Regions from separate parts of the Homo sapiens genome. Here region 1 is linked to region 2. A link is an interaction called in ENCODE POLR2A ChIA-PET data of the cell type or tissue named here. Cell type or tissue: CD4-positive, alpha-beta T cell. All regions are shown on one strand. Each heading gives the region's core, and the rest is flanking DNA. Links, peaks and the distances in the headings are about the cores only. Region 1 overlaps GPR19 (G protein-coupled receptor 19). Region 2 overlaps BORCS5 (BLOC-1 related complex subunit 5).

The links. Peaks named below come from ENCODE experiments on the same cell type or tissue, not always from the same donor. Only the 100,000 strongest peaks of a DNase experiment are listed, where the experiment ranks them.
Region 1: POLR2A ChIA-PET joins it to region 2 with 10 read pairs; 5 of 35 experiments call an interaction of 5 or more read pairs at or near these places.

What each region holds. Positions count from the first base shown.
Region 1 is chr12:12,671,196-12,679,534 of GRCh38, reverse strand. The region is part of intron 3 of GPR19 (G protein-coupled receptor 19); the gene reads left to right. Among named protein-coding and RNA genes, the nearest start is that of GPR19, 21 kb to the left of the region's middle. RefSeq lists enhancers at 2,309-3,137, 6,059-6,118. In CD4-positive, alpha-beta T cell, for the core only: no CTCF peak of the experiment used is centred there; no DNase peak of the experiment used is centred there.
Region 2 is chr12:12,381,061-12,389,399 of GRCh38, reverse strand. The region is part of intron 2 of BORCS5 (BLOC-1 related complex subunit 5); the gene reads right to left. Among named protein-coding and RNA genes, the nearest start is that of BORCS5, 28 kb to the right of the region's middle. RefSeq lists an enhancer at 7,911-8,205. In CD4-positive, alpha-beta T cell, for the core only: no CTCF peak of the experiment used is centred there; no DNase peak of the experiment used is centred there; H3K27ac peaks cover 1,855 bases.

The DNA.
Region 1 (8,339 bases), core at 260-8,259, 290 kb before region 2:
AGTTTTTTCCCTTTAGGTCTATGATAGTCCCACCTCAACCTTCCAAGGAGCTGGGACTGTAAGCATGCACCACCATGCCCGGCTAATTTTTTTTTTTTTTTTTTTTGATAGAGACAGGGACTCACTATGTTGCCCAGGCTTGTCTTAAACTTCTGGCTTCAAGTGATGCTCCCACCCCAGCCTCCGAAAGTGCTGGGATTACAAGCATGAGCCACTGTGCCCAAACCATTGTAGAATGTTTAGCAGCATCCTTGGCTTCCACCTACCAGATGTCAGTAACACTTCCCTCTCTCAGACATGACAACTAAAAATGTCTCTAGACATTTCCAAATGTTCACTGTGAGGCAGAATTATCTCTGATTGAGAACCACTAGTCTAGAACCTGTGCTCTCAGCCACCATACTATATAGCCTCTTCATATTAAAAATGCACATAAAGAGCCAGACACGGTGGTTCATGTCTATAATCCCAGTACTTTGGGAGGCTGAGGTGGGCAGATCACTCGAGGTCAGGAGTTTGAGAACAGCCAGGGCAACATGGCGAAACCCCATCTCTACAAAAAATACAAAAATTAGCTGGGCGTGGTGGCGTGCACCTGTAATTCCAGTTACACATGAAGCTGACGCACAAGAATCTCTCCAACCCAGGAGGCAGAGGCTGTAGTGAGTTGGGATGACACCACTGCACTCCAGCCTTGGTAACAGAGTGCGACTCTGTCTCAAAATAAAATATTAGGCTGGTGCGAAAGTAATTGCAGTTTTTGCCATTACTTTTCATGGGAAAACTGCAATTTGTTTTGCACCAACCCAATAAAGTAAAATAAAGTGAAATAAAATGTACATAAAGTTATTTTGTTCTATATCCAAAGAGAGAAATAAATCTTCAAATTGGGGGCAGGCCGTGAAACTTTGCTGGAATGTCAATAGTGACTTTATGGATCAAGAAAAGTGCTCATTAGTAGATTCTTATTAAATGCTTATTAGTAGACTCGGAGAACTAGTTATAAGCTCACAGTTGCCCAGCAGAGAGAATAAGTGCACTTTTCTCTCTTATTACCTTTCTCTGGTTCTCTGTGCCAAGCACCTTAGCCTTCAAGAATTTAGATTTCATGTTATACTTGTGGCATATCAGGACCGTGCATATCAACAAAGGTGTCAAAATATATTGCTATGTCCTAAACAGAGCATGTTGCAAATAACTGCTTACTAATAAATAATCATTGGTTTTTTTAAATTAATTGGAATAAATTTAAGGGTATATACATAACAATATTTTTTTCAGTATGATTTCTTAGATGGAGATTAAAGGGTTGGAATTACAGGTCGAGCTCCTAGAATTGCACATAATTCTGGATATATGGGGGTATATCACACATATGAACACATTTGTGATGTGTCTCTGAAGAAGAAAGGTTGAAAATTGCTTCATAGGTGATTTTTTTTTTTTTTTTTTTTTTTTTTTGAGACAGAGTCTCGTTCTGTCACCCAGGCTGGAATGCAGTGGCACGATCTCAGCTCACCGCAACCTCCGCCTCCCAGGTTCAAGTAATTCTCCTGCCTCTGCCTCCTGAGTAGTTGGGATTACAGGCGCCCACCACCACGCCCAGCTAATTTTTATATTTTTAGTAGAGATGGGGTTTCACCATGTTGGTCAGGCTGGTTTCGAATTCCTGACCTCAGGTGATCCACTCGCCTTGGCCTCCCAAAGTGCTGGGATTACAGGCGTGAGCCACCCTGCCTAGCCAGCATAGGTGATTTGAGTCAACGATTACTGAAATGCAGAGAGGATTGAATTAAGAAGCACTGAGAAATGATCATTTATAAACTGTCTAATATACTGAATATATATATTATCCATGTGAAATATATGAAAATACATGTTCAGCCATGTTTTCATATAGTCACATAATTTGTCCATGAAAAAATACATGTTAATGCGATATTAAATTTAACATCTGTGGCCAGGCGCAGTGGCTCATGCCTGTAATCCCAGCACTTTGGGAGGCCAAGGCGGGTGGATCACTTGAGGCAAGGAGTTCAAGACCAACCTGGCCAACATGGTGTAACGCAGAATTGAAAATTCTCAAATAATAGAGCAAATATACAAATATAAGTGGAAAGACTTTCATTTTTCATTTTCCATGTCTACTAAAAATACAAAAATTAGCTGCACGTGGTGCACATGCCTGTAATCCCAGCTATTCAGGAGGCTGAGGCATGAGAATCGCTTCAACCTAGGAGGCAGAGGTTGCAGTGAGCCAAGATCGCACTACTGCACTCCAGCCTGGGAGACAGAACGAGACTCTGTCTCAAAAAAAAAAAAAAAAAAAATTAACATCTGCTTCATAAACTTGAAGGTTGCTTTCTAGAAAACCCTGACTGAGGACAGTGGTACAGATCAAAATTTACCCGGAATGTTGATGTGAATAAGATGTGAGACAGAAGGTGAATGCTCCTGAGAAATAATGCTTAGTAACTTCCTGCTCAGTGCTTATACTCGCTTCTTAACAAGTCCTTCACCTCCTTTTCAAATAGCTGTAAATCTCAACTACTTCGTTGTTCTTTGCTTTGACTTTAGTAAGTCTAGTCTTTGCCTCTTGATACTGAAGTCAGAACTTAGAAATGAAACCAAACATTTACCTCCAAAACAACTGGTTCCCACTAACTCAATGAGCACACAGCAGGTGTTCAAAAAATGTTTGCTGTAGTGAATTGAATTTAGTGAGGTGCAAATTCCTTGGCCAAATTGTTTTCTTCAGAATTTGAAAGACCTCATACTGGGAAGAAACGTGTAGAAACTGACAGAGGACACTCGGGGGTTCTAGAAATGTGTCTCTTCTCTGAGAGGTTTGGTATTAGATAGAATGGAAAGCAAACACAGGTGGCAGGTCCTCTTTGACCAGACCACTTCTTGCAAGGAATCTTCAGTAAGAAGTTGTTGACACATCTAGGATAATTACTGTGGAAAGCTGGGCTGGACCCTAGGTAAAATTCATCTTTCCTTTGGAGACCCATGCTACTGATCCTTGATATCAAAAACTCTCAGTGCTGGGCCCCAGCAGCCCTAAACAACTTCCCTCTCCTCCCATCAAAATGCACTCTCAGGATGAGCTCTCTGCCAGATGAAAGTGGTGGGTTATAAATTAAATTAGCTCATCTCAGATAACAATGTCCACCTGTCACTTTTTGCTCATAGAGCTGAAATGACCTTAGAAATCATCTAGGCCAACTCATGCATATTGTAGATATGGAAACAGAGGTTCAAGGAGGTTGATTTACTTAAGGTCCTTATGCTGAAATAAAAAATAAGACCGGGGTCTCTTGACTTGTTCAGTGCTTATAATCAGAATTAGAACCCAGGTTTCTTAGCCCCCAGCCCAATGTGTAAGGTGAAGTAGAAAGCACTATACTCTTTAAGATTTTTGGTTTTCTAATATTTCAGGTGCTAGTAGGGTATTAGAAGGTGATAGAATGACTGGTATGAATTTTAGTACTCAAATTAAATTATATAAGAAATGCTACATTGAATTAGTTTCTATTGCTGCTGTAACAAGTTAACACAAATTTAGTGGCTTAAGATAACACTGTTTATTATCTCACAGTTCTGTACATCAGAAGTCTGGGTGGGTTTGGCTGAGTTCTCTGCTTAGAGTCTCCCAGGGCTAAAATCAAGATCTTAGCAGGACTGTGATCCTTTTTAGAGGCTCTGAGGTTGACTGCCCTTCCAGGCTCAGTCAGGTTGTTGGCAGAATCCGGTGCCTTGTGGTTGTAAGACTAAGATCCTATTTCCTTGATGGCTATCAGGTGGGAGCCATCATACCTCCTAGAGGCCTCATCCTGGTCCCTCTATGTGGGCCCCTGCATCTCAGAGCCTGCAATAGCATGTCAATTCTTTCTCATGCTTGGAGTCTCTCTGACTTCTCCTGCTGCTGCCAGAGAAAGTTCCCTGCATTTAAGGGCTCATGTGCTTAGATTGGGCCTACCTGGATAATCCAGGATAGTCTCCCCACTTTAAGGTTCATAACCTTAATTATTATGCAGAATCCCTTTTGCTATATAACATAACACATTCACAGGTTCCAGGGATTAGGGCATGGATATCTTTGGGGAACCATTCTGCCTACTACTCACATTATTTCCTTTAAATAACGGCAAGGCTCTATCCTACCAGGCTGATGGGAACATCAATGGCAAACATTACTGAGACTCTCTTCCCCTTCCTAGGTCCTGGGGTTCTTACACAGAACAAAATCTATGGGGATACTTTGTTCCTCTCGGCTCCACTTATCCCTCTTTCTCTCTAACCTGCTCCCCACGTGATGATTTAGGTTCTTTTGTCTATAAAAAAACCTCTGAATTGCTTCCAGGACAACAGACTATCACAACAGTCCTAAGTCCAGGCCTCAAGGAGCCTAGAACGTTGTTAAGGACCTGGAACACGGCTGGGACCCAAGGCGGCATGTTGGCTAGACTCTCTTGTCATCTGTCAGCAGCAGGGGTCCTGGAGGGTCTACCTTAGATGAGCCATTCTTCATCATCTCTGCTGCTGCTTCCATTGCCTCCCTGACCCCAGCCCAGGGGAGGGTCCTCACCATGCTCTCTTATAGCAGCCTACTCTTCTTTCATTGGACTTACTACAACTTAATACATTCATTTCTTCTTATCTGTTTACTACTCTCTACCCCTCTACAACTAATTATACTAGATCTTCATGAGGGTAGGGATACAGTTTGGTTTACCATTGTATATCTAATTATTAACATAGTACATTCTGGAGTGTAGTATGATCTTAGTGTATATTTATGGAGTGATGAATGAATTGATTCAAATGGGCACAGGTTTTCAAAAGAGATTTTTCCAAATGTACATATTCAATAGCCAACTGATATCTCTACGTGGATATCTAGTGGGAATTTAACTTGTGTATAGTAGTATTACTGATTTCAAGCTCCCTAAACTTTTTCTCTCTTGCTCTCAGGCTCTCAAAACTAGGGGTCATCCCCATTCCCTAACCCCATCACATATAAACTAATCTTGTTGGCTCTGTCTCCATAATATTTTCAATATTCATCTACTTTTCTCCACCTACACTGCCATCACCCTGGTCTAAGCCACCATCATCAGCAGTGGTGTGATCACAGCATCACAGCTTACTGCAGCCTCAACCTCCTAGGCTCAAGCAGTTCTCCTGCCTCAGCCTCCCAAGTAGCTGGGAGCCTCCCACCACAACCAGCAAATTTTTACTTTTTTTTTTTTTTTTTGGTAGAGATAGGGTCTGACTATGTTGCCCAGGCTGTAATAGCCTTTTTTTTTTTTTTTTTTTTTTGAGACAAAGTCTGGCTGTCGCCCAGGTTGGAGTGCAGTGGTACAATCTCGGCTCACTGCAACCTCCGCCTCCCAGGTTCAAGTGATTCTCCTGCCTCAGCCTTTCGAGTAGCTGGGATTACAGGCACTCACCACCATGCTGGGCTAATTTTTATATATTTAGTACAGACAGGATTTTGCCATGTTGGCCAGGCTGGTCTCGAACTCCTGACCTCAAGTGATCCACCTGCCTCGGCCTCCCAAAGTGCTGGGTGTAATAGCCTGTTAACTATTCTCCCTGCTTCTATGCTTGGCCACCTACACAGCAACTAAAGTTGTATTTTTAAAACATAAATGTGCGTGAGGGGGTTAAAAAAAATGGCATATTCATTTCACTCCTTTGCCTGAAACCTGCGATGAATTTTCCTTCAATAGACTAAAACCATGCCCTACAATGCCCTGTGTCATCCTACCTTTGCCCACCTTTCCGGTTATATCAGGTATCATTTTCTTTGGTATTCATATGCTGTAGCCACATAACAAGCTCATTCCTACACCAGGGTCTTTGCACTCATCATTTCTTCTGCCTGAATGTTATGGCGGACTTCCTGTCGTTGGGGTTTCAGCTGCCATATAACCTCTTCAGAGAACCTTTCTCTAACCACTCCATCTAAAACCAGACCCTGTTTCAGACAGGGTGCTTTCAGAGATGAGTAACAAAACTCAAAGTGGCTTAAGCCATAAAGACATTGTTTGCTTACTTAGTAAGTCTGGAGGTGAGTGTCCTAGCAGCACCACAGTGTCAGGGCACTATGTCCCGGTGAGTCTCAGGACTTCCCCTGACCTCAGAAGATACCACCCAGTGCCCTGACATCTTCATGTGACAGTTTACAGTGGCAAGAAGCAGAGAGGCAGTCAGGCCCATGAGAATACTCACTACACACCTCTTTCCTTTTATCAAGGAAGAAACATTTTTCCAAGAACCTCCCAACACCCTGCCAGGAGACTTTCTCTTGTCACTGGCCAGAAGAAGATTATATTGATGTGACCACACCTAACTGAAAGGGATGGTGGGGAAATTATTATCTTACCTTTTTAGCCTCTTAAGAGGCAGGAGAGGGAGGAGTTGGGAATGGTCATTGGGTAACCAGCTAACCAGCCATCTGCCATTCCATTTCCCGTCAATTCTTGGTCCCTCATTCTGTTTTCTTTTTCTACATAGCACTAATCATTTCTGAATTATTGACATTTTTATTTGTTTAGCTGTTTATTATTTGTTTCCCATGTTAGAAGTAAGCTCCATAAAAACAGGGATCTTGTCTGTCTAGTTATTATAATGTCTGTGTCCCCAGCAATGAACACAACTCTGGCCACACTAAGTGATCTTTTTAAAAAATGGATAAATGTTATGATTGAAGACTATTTTGCATATGCCATCATAACAAAATGGTCATTTCTTAGGGTGAATTTTTTTTTTTTCTTTTTGAGATGGAGTCTTGTTCTGTTACCCAGGCTGGAGTGCAGTAGTACAATCTTGGCTCACTGCAACCTCCGCCTCCGGGGTTCAAGCAATTCTCCTGCCTCAGCCTCCCAAATAACTGGGATTACAGGCACCCACCATCACGTCTGGCTAATTTGTGTATTTTTAGTAGAGATGAGTTTTCACCATGTTGGCCAGGCTGGTCTCAAACTCCTAACCTCAAGTGATTCACCCACTTCGGCTTCCCAAAGTGCTGGGATTATAGGCATGAGTCACCACACCCAGCCAGGGTGAAATTTTTTTGCACTTGTTTTTTTTACATTGTATCTTACTTTTCAGATTTTGTGTGAATGTAGGGAGGTAGGGAAGTTCAGTATTAAACCTGCAGCTGTGTCCTGTATACACGGAACTCTACTAAGCTACTAAGCAGCAGTTGGGAAGAGAAATATTAGATAGTATTCTTTATACATCCGTGGGGGTGGTCACCCCCAAAGAGATGCCAACACGACCTAACATTTTTGTCATGCAACATTGTTTACAAGGAATTAGGGGAGGACTGCAGCCTGTGGTCAACTTAAACCTTCATGTGGGGTAAAGCTCAGGCTCCTTTCTGTTTTATTCCTTTGGGTAGGGTAGCTACCAGTGGTTATCCATTCCTTCACAAAACTGTCAAGGAGGTGAAGTTTATCTTCTTCAACTTCACCTTTCACCCTTCACCCGGCCCTTCTCATAATGACACCCCATCTTAATTCTCTCAGTTACTGATGGTCCTCACGGCTTTTGCTTTTGGCATCTCTTCTGTTTTCATTTTCACTAATCGTAGATTTCAGAGATAGAATGAATAGGTCTCAGAAATCACTACTGATAAAATATAAAACTGAAAAAAATGTACAACTGGTCTTTAAGAAACATTTATATTTTAATAGGGATCTTCACTTTAAAGGATGATGCTGTAATTGTGAGAGAGGTTGATTTTTTGAATTCATGTGAAGGGTAAAGAAAGAGGCAAATGTGATAGGAGAGTAATAGTCCCTTAAATCTACATAGGCAGAATTTCTGAGCCAGGAATGTTCATGGTTGTTTTAAGCTATTTTGTGAAGTTAGAAGAAGCTGTTTTGAAAACATCTCTGTTTAAAAAAAAATTATGTTCCCATGAAAGCATATCGAGTTTCCAAACAAAAAGAAAATATACCCAGTCTGAGCTTGAGAAACTGCTTGATGCCAGTTAGGAAACAGTTTGAAAGGTACAGAGCTGGATTATTATGGAGGAATACTTATATATATTATATAAAAGGAGGAAAGGAAAAAGACCAGTAGAGAAAATTCCAGGCCTATAAGCTTGTGGCACCAGGAGTTTCAGGTGGTGGAAAGAAGCTCTGTTTTCATTGGTGTGAGGTTCTTTTGCAATTATTTAAAATATCTAATGGAAACAATTTTTTTTTTTTTGAGAGGGAGTCTCACTGTGTTGTCTGGGTTGGAGTGCAGTGGTGTAATCTCAGCTCACTGCAACCTCTGCCTCCCTGGTTCAAGCAATTCTCCTGCCTCAGCCTCCCTAG
Region 2 (8,339 bases), core at 195-8,194:
TTGGGAGGCCAAGGCGGGTGGATCACCTAAGGTCAAGAGTTCGAGACCAGCCTAGCCAACATGGAGAAACCTGGTCTCTACTAAAAATATAAAAATTAGCCAGGCGTGGTGGTGGGCGCCTGTAATCCCAGCTACTTGGGAGGCTGAGGCAGGAGAATCCCTTGAACCTGGGAGGCAAAGTTTGCAGTAAGCCGAGATCGCACCATTGCCCTCCAGCCTGGGCGACAAGAATGAAAATGCGTCTCAAAAAAAAAAAAAAAAAAAGTACTTACTTGTAAGGACCTAGGGGAAAAACTCTGGCCAGAGATAGTTAATATCTGGTACTTTCTATATGAACCCATAGTATTTGCCTCAACAACCTGTGTCCTGTCCCTATGCTGGAATGAGTGAGACTCAAGGAATGTCACCAAAGTAAAAGTAGGGATAAAAATGAGGCCAAAATAAATAGGCCTCGGAACTGTAGCCTCTTGCGAGAACTTACTGCAAGTCAGAGGACTGGCTTCAACCATTGCTAAAAGAATGGCTTAGGGAGTTATGCTCATATCTGGAACATTTTTTAAATTTCCATCTCATGTGTGGGGTTGCCTTGATGTTCTGTTTCAATCTCTTCCAGTATATTGCCAGGAAAGGAGAAGAACAGCAGAAAGATAGTCTATCTGGCCCCAAAAATGTCAGCCATCCTCTGGTCCTCAGACCAGACTCACAGATGGCTGTTACCTTTTCTTATATGTCCCCCCCACCCCACTTAAGAGTCTGGTTTCCTTTCATTAATTATTCATGCCTTGTCCTATTTTCCCTTTTTGTATAATTATGGAACACTAACACAATTGTTTCATTAATAATATACTTATCTACTACTGCTGGAAGACCACATCCAAAAAAAAGCAGTGGATATTATAATGAGATTTATCTTCCTTATTTACAGATACATTTCTTTTGCTTTTGAATATTAACTATCCTCGGCCAGCAGTTCCTTTTTGTTGATTTCGTCCCATCTAAATTAGGAGCAGCCATGACATTGCTATCCTATTTGAGGTTTGGGGCAGGTCTTAGAATCATTACTCTCTCATCAATGGTGTGATTTTTATGTCTCTGGTCACTGCTACCATATGTTTGGGAAGTGTGGTCTTAGGATGTGGTTTAAAGTCTCAGGAAAAACACTTCAATGTTTTAAATAAGTATAGACTAGTAATAAATACAGTTTGTGGTGATAAAATACCACAATAAAAACTGCATTAATGATATACATAATAAGCATGGTACTGATAATCAGATACCAAAAAGAGTCTCAATTAATATAATAATCACAAATGTTAGTTCTCACTAATCGCATATGAGATAGCAATTTACTTCCCACAAAAATACCAACTAGAAACTGGAAAATAAAAAAGTATTCTTAACAGAAAGAGTTCTGTGTCTGTTGACTGTGATGAGCTTTTCCCTGGATCTCTGACCTAGGTTCTGTCGTGTTAAACATTCTTTAATGACTTGAGTGAGGCCCCTCATGGTGTGTTAATCGTGGGGATTCAAAAAAGGCTTCAACAAGCTAGAAACTGAGGCTACATGTGACACTGAACTGTGGATGAATGTGAGTCTTTCACTGAAGGTCCAAAAACTATCTGCAGAAATACAGGATGGGGGAGGTGTGGCTTAATGTCAGCACATGTGAAAAACACTTTAGAGTTTTAGATGATTCGATATGACTCAAGTGCATGTGGCTGCCAAAAAAGCTACTTAAACTTGGGCTGTATTAAAAGGAATATATCATGCAGAAAAGACACTGGATCCAATCCACACCTGGAACACTATGCCAATTCTGGGGGTCATGCTCTAACAAAAGAGACAAAATGGAGTATATTTAGGTTTCGGATCAGAGGGCTGAGTGACATAAAATCATGAGCACGTGTTACTTTCATGATCAGAATAAAAGATACTTCCATTTTGGAGAAAACAAATCCTTAAGTAATGCCCAGTGTTGAAGAGGATATTATGAAATGGAAATGCTCAGATAGTATTGTTTTTACTATGAATTAGTTTATTAAATCCTTTGGGAAGCAATTCTGTCATATATTGTAACTGCCACAAAACTTATGTTGGCTTTACTTATAATCACCAAATACTGGAAACAACCCCGATTCCTTCAGCTGGCAAATGGATAGACAGTCTATGGTATATCCATAAGAAGGAAACAATAAAAGGAACAAACTATTGATACAACCACATAATGAATCTTGCTAGGCATGAGAGCTCAAACCTGCAATCCCAACTACTCAGGGGGCTGAGGCAAGAGGATGACTTGAGGCCAGGTGTTTGAGACCAGTCTTAACAACACAATAAGACCACATTTCTAAAAAAAGTATTTTTTTTAATTAGCTGGGCATGGTGGTACATGCCTGTAGTCTTAGCTATTCAGGAGGCTGAGGCTAGAGGATCACTTGAGCCCAGGAGTTCAAGGTTACAGTGAGCTATGATTGTGCCACTGCACTCTAGAAAAAAAATACATATATTCATACATAAAAATAATAACCCAACAGTGCAGATAAATATTGGAACATAAAAAGACTCAATCCTAAAGCAGACAGAAAAAGGTATGGGTGGGCAGGGAGGAAGGAATAAAGAACAGGAGCAAAGGCCGGGCACGGTGGCTGGCACCTGTAATCCCAGCACTTTGGGAGGCCGAGGCAGGTGGATCACTTGAGGTCAGGAGTTCGAGACCAGCCTGGCCAACATAGTGGAGCCCTGTCTCTATGAAAAATACAAAAAACTAGCACGTGCCTGTAGTCCAGCTACTCAGGAGGCTGAGGTAGGAGTAGGAGAATTGCTTGAACCCAGGAGGTAGAGGTTGCAGTGAGCCAAGATCATAACACTGCACTAGAGCCTGGGAGAAAAAGCAAGACTTTGTCTCAAAAAAAGAGAACGAACTAGAACAAATAAAAAAAAAAAAAATAGCAACAGTGGACTTTAACCCCACCACACTGAAATTACACTAAATCTAAGAGTGTTAAAGATATCATTAAAAAGACAGATTTTCAACATATATAAAACAGCAAGACAACTATATGCTGGCTACTTTAAAAGCTAGATTAAAAGCAAATGGGGGGCCAGGCACAGTGGCTCACACCTGTAATCCCAGCACTTTGGGAGGCCGAGGCAGGTGGATCACTTGAGGCAAGGAGTCCATGACCAGCCTAGCCAACGTGGCGAAATGCTGTCTCTACTAAAAATACAAAAATTAGCCAGGCATGGTGGCACACACCTGTAATTGCAGCTACTCAAGAGACTGAGGTACGAGAATCGCTTGAACTCAGGAGGCAGAGGTTGCAGTGAGCCAAGACTGCGCCACTGCACTCCAACCTGGGCGACAGAGTGAGACTCCATCTCCAAAAAAAAAAAAACCACATGGACAGACAAGTGGGACTTCTTGATAAATCCAAATGAGGAGATCAACATATCCTCTCTGCAAAAGGTAACTATAAAGCTGAACATAATTCATACCATTCAAACATAATTCAAACCATTTTGAGGTTTGGAAAATCAACCAATGGCATATAAAAATTTGAGAAGCATTTATGCCTTAAAAATGAATGAACTTGGCCAAGTGTGGCGGCTCACGCCTGTAATCCCAACACTTGGGGAGGCCGAGGCAGGCGGATCACGAGGTCAGGAGTTTGAGAACAGCCTAGCCAATATGGTGAAACCCCGTCTCTACTAAAAATACAAAAATTAGCCAGGCATGGTGGTGTGCTCCTGCAGTCCCAGCTACTTCAGAGGCTGAGGCAGAAGAATCGCTTAAACCTGGGAGTTGGAGGTTGCAGTGAGCCGAGATTGTGCCACCGCACTCTAGCCTGAGTGACAGAGTGTGACTCCATCTCAAAAAAAAAAAAAGAACTTGGGTAAAAATAGTGAGAATCTGTGTCATTGAGATGTGAGGCTTCTCCCAACCTTCCTGCCTCAGTTGAAGCAGATGTTGTACCAGAATGGGACAGGTAATGAGAACAGGAAGCTTTCCTGCTTTAGCAGGAAGCGGCTGCTGACTTATTTGGAACAATAGGTAGCATCCACATCCAGCGGTGTCATCAGTAGAATTGACTATCTCAGAGATGGGCAAGTGGAAAGTGCCAAAAGCTATACTAACACGAGGTTGTGGTCGTGGTCAGGGCAAGCTTACTCCTAGCTAAGGCTGTATGCATTTGCAGCAGAGACCTGAAAGGGTGCAACCAGTCACGTGCTCCTAGCTGACACTGAGGGTGTGTGTATTCCAAGGGGAGAGGTGAAAGGGTTCAGCAGTGAACAAAAGATAAGATTTGAAAATGGCCTGAACTTTGAATGTGCTACCCTGCCACGCAGAGCCATTTACAGATGACAGAAGCCTTCCTGATCAAGGTGGTTAAGTACAACCTCTGATCAATAACTGACTATTAACCCATGCAGACATATGGACAACCCCTAGGAAAGCAGATGTAAAGATATAAGCAAGTTTAAAAAGCAAGCAGACACATGGAGAGGACCTGAGACTACACAAATAAAGAGAGCTGCCCAGACGGCCCCCAGCTGCTCCAGCCCCTGTTATTTCAGCTCCAGCCACCAACTGACTGCAGCTGCATAACAAAGTCAGAACTGCCCAGCTGAGCCCTTCCAGAATCCCTGACCCACAGAAATCTGAGAGATAATAAAGTGATTGTCGTCTTTTAAAAAGGAGGGTGTGGGGTGGAAAAGTAGAGACATTAATGGCCACAAACCACAGGAAAAAGATTTCACAGGTTTGACAAACATGTTACTAAACAAAGAGCAATGAACAGACAAAAAAGTAACAACAGCAATTTGGGAGGATCAGAATCCACAGCTGCTATATTATCTAAAATGCCCAGTTCTTAACAAAAAAATTATAAGACCTACAAAGAAACAGGAGTGTGACTCGTACTCAAGAAAAAAATGCAGTCAATAGAAATTGCCTCTGAGTATTGAAGATACTAGATACAGCAGACAAAAATTTCAAAGCAATTATAAGCTCACAGAACTACAGAAAATCATAATAAAAGAAAGAAAAATATAACAATGAATCTACAAATTCAGATTCCCTATAAGGAGACAGAAATTATATATATATTTTAAAAAGCAGGCCAGGCACGGTGGCTCACACCTGTAATCCCAGCACTTTGGGAGGCCAAGGTCAGCACATTGCTTGAGCCCAGGAGTTTGAGACCAGCCGGGCAACATAATGAGACTTTGTCTCTACAAAACAAACAAACAAATACATACATACATAAAATTTTTAAAAATAAGAAACCAAACAGAAATCTTGGAGTTGAAAAGTATAATAATGGAAATGAAAAATTCACTGGGGCAACTCAATAGCAATTTGGGGATGGCAGGAAAAAGAATCAGTGAACCTGAAAATAGAAATTATCTAAAGAACAAAGAGAAAAGATTAAAGAAAATAAAACAGTGCCTTAGAGATCTGTGCAACAACAACAAACATGCCAACACATGCATAATGGAAATCCCAGAAGGAAAGAAGAGACAAACTTACCAAATCTGATGAAAAATATTAATCCACACATTCAAGAAGCTCAAAGGCCCCAAGTAGGATAAATACAAAGAGATCAAAACTTGGACTTATCACAAACTATGGAAAGCTAAAGGAAAAAAAAATCCTGAAATGAGCAAGAGAAAAGCAACTCGTCTGAAACAATGGAGGCTAGAAGAGAGTAGAATGGCATATATAAAGTGCTGGGGGAAAAAAATTGTCAACCAAAAATTCCATTTCAATCAAATTTATCCCTCAAAAAAAAAAAAGACAAAGACATTCCTAGATAAACAAAAACTGAGAAAATCTGCTAGTGAATTTGTAACATTAAATACTAACAAAAGTCTTTTCAGGGTAAAAGGAAGTGACAACGGTTGGGGACCTGAAGTCCAAGAAGAACTGAGGAACACCAAAAATTGTAAATATGTGAGTTAACACAGAAGATTCTACAAATATATTTTTATTCACACCTTCTCTTAACTTCTTTAAAAGACAAACATCCTTAAGGAAGTAACTATGACACTGTGTTTTGGGTTTACAAATATATACAGATATTATACATGAGAATAATAGCACAAAAAAGGGTGAAAGAATGAGGCTATAATGGAGCAAAGCATATATATTTTACCAGAATTAAGTTAGTATTAATCTGAAGTAGACTCTGATAATTAACATGTACACTGTAATCCCTACAGCAACTGCTAAGAAAACAACTCCAAAAAATACATAGTTAAAAAAAATCAATGGAACAGTTAAAACAGTAAACTAAAAATATGTATTTAATATAAAAGGAGGCAGTCAAGGAGGAACAGAGAAACAAAATAGACAAGAATGTATAGAAAAGAAATAATAAAAAGGCAAATCTAACCAGATCAATAACTATATTAAAAGTGAATGGTTTTTATACCTCAATCAAAAGGTAGAGAATGTCAGACTGGATGAAACATCAAGATCCAACTATATGCTATTTACAAAAGACACACCTTAGATTCAAAGACACAAAAGAGTTGAAAGCAAACAGATAAAAAAAGATACATACCCACTGGGCACGGTGGCTCACACCTGTAATCCCAACACTCTGGGAGGCCGAGGCAGGTGGATCATCTGAGGTCAGGAGTTCGAAACCAGCCCGGCCAACATGGCAAAACCCTATCTCTACTAAAAATACAAAAATTAGACAGGCATGCTGGCACGCGCCTGTAATCCCAGCTACTTGGGAGGCTGAGGCAGGAAAATCACTTGAACCCAGGAGGCAGAGGTTGCAGGAAACTGAGATCGCGCCACTGCACTTCAGCAGCCTGTCGAGCAAGACTTTGTCTCAAAAAAAAAAAAAAAAAAGATATATACCATCATAGAACCATAAGAAAGACAGAATAGTGATATCATTTGGATACTTGTCCCCTCCAAATCTCATGTTAAAATGTGGCCCCTAATGTTGGAGGTGGGGTCTAGTGGGAGATGTATGAGTCATAAGAGCAGATCCCTCAAGAATGGCTTGGTGCCTCCCTGTAGTACCGAGCAAGTCTCCCTCTATTAGTTTATGGGAGAACTGGTTGTTTAAAGGAGTGTGGCACCTCCCCCACCTCTGTCTCCCTCTCTTACCATGTGACATGCCTGCTCCTCCTTCACCTTCCTCCATGATTGAAAGTTTTCTGAGGTCCTTACCAGAAGCAGATGCTGGTGCCACACTTCTTATACAGCTTGCAGAACTGTGAGCCAAATAAACCTCTCTTCTTTATAAATTACCCAGCCTCGGGTATTCCTTTATAGCAACTCAAAGTGGACTAACACAAATGGCTCTATTAATATTAGATAAAATAGAAATAAAGACAGAGAGTAATATTAGAGAACGGTGTTTCATAATGATGAAAGTTGTTACATCATGAAGATATAATAATTCTAAATGTATCCACACCAGCAACATATCCTCAAAACAAATGAAGGAAAAACTGACAGAATCAAAAGGAAAAATACACAATTCAACAAAACAGGTTAATAATTCAGTACCTCACTCTCAATTGATAAAACTAAAGACAAAATCAGTAAGAATATACAAAACTCAAAAAACACTATCAACCAACATAACTGACATATATAAAACTCTCTACCCAATGACTGCAGACTATATAGTCTTTAAAAGCACATATGGTTTATACCTTTCACAAAAATTAAGTCAAAATGGATCGCAGACCTAAATGTAAAATGCAAAACTATGAAAGTCCTAAGCAGTAATACAAGAGAAAATCTAGGTAAGCATGGATTTGGTGATGACTTTTTAGATACAACACCAAAGTACAATCCACGAAATTAAAAATGGGACAGATCAATGGAACAGACCTAAGAGTCCAGAAATAAACCCTTACATTTATGGTCATTTTTTAAAGGTGCTGAGATAATTCAATAAGGGAAAACACAATCTTTTCAACATATGGTACAGGGTCAACTGGATACCACAAGCAAACAAACAAAGCAAAATGAACTTAGACCTTTACACAACACACACAAAGTAATCCAAAAAGGATCACAGGCCTAAATGCAATCACTAAAACTATAAAACTTCTAGGAGAAATCTTTATTAAAAATATTGATACACTGAACTTCATCAAGATTAAAAAAGTTGTACTTCAAAAAATATCAGCCAGGTCAGAAGTTCCAGACCAGCCTGGCCAACATGGTGAAAGCCTGTCTCTACTAAAAACACAAAAATGAGCCAGGCACCCGTAATCCCAGCTACCTGGGAGGCTAAGGCAGGAGAACTGCTTGAACCCAGGAGGTGGAGTTTGCAGTGAGCTGAGATCGCGCCAGTGCACTC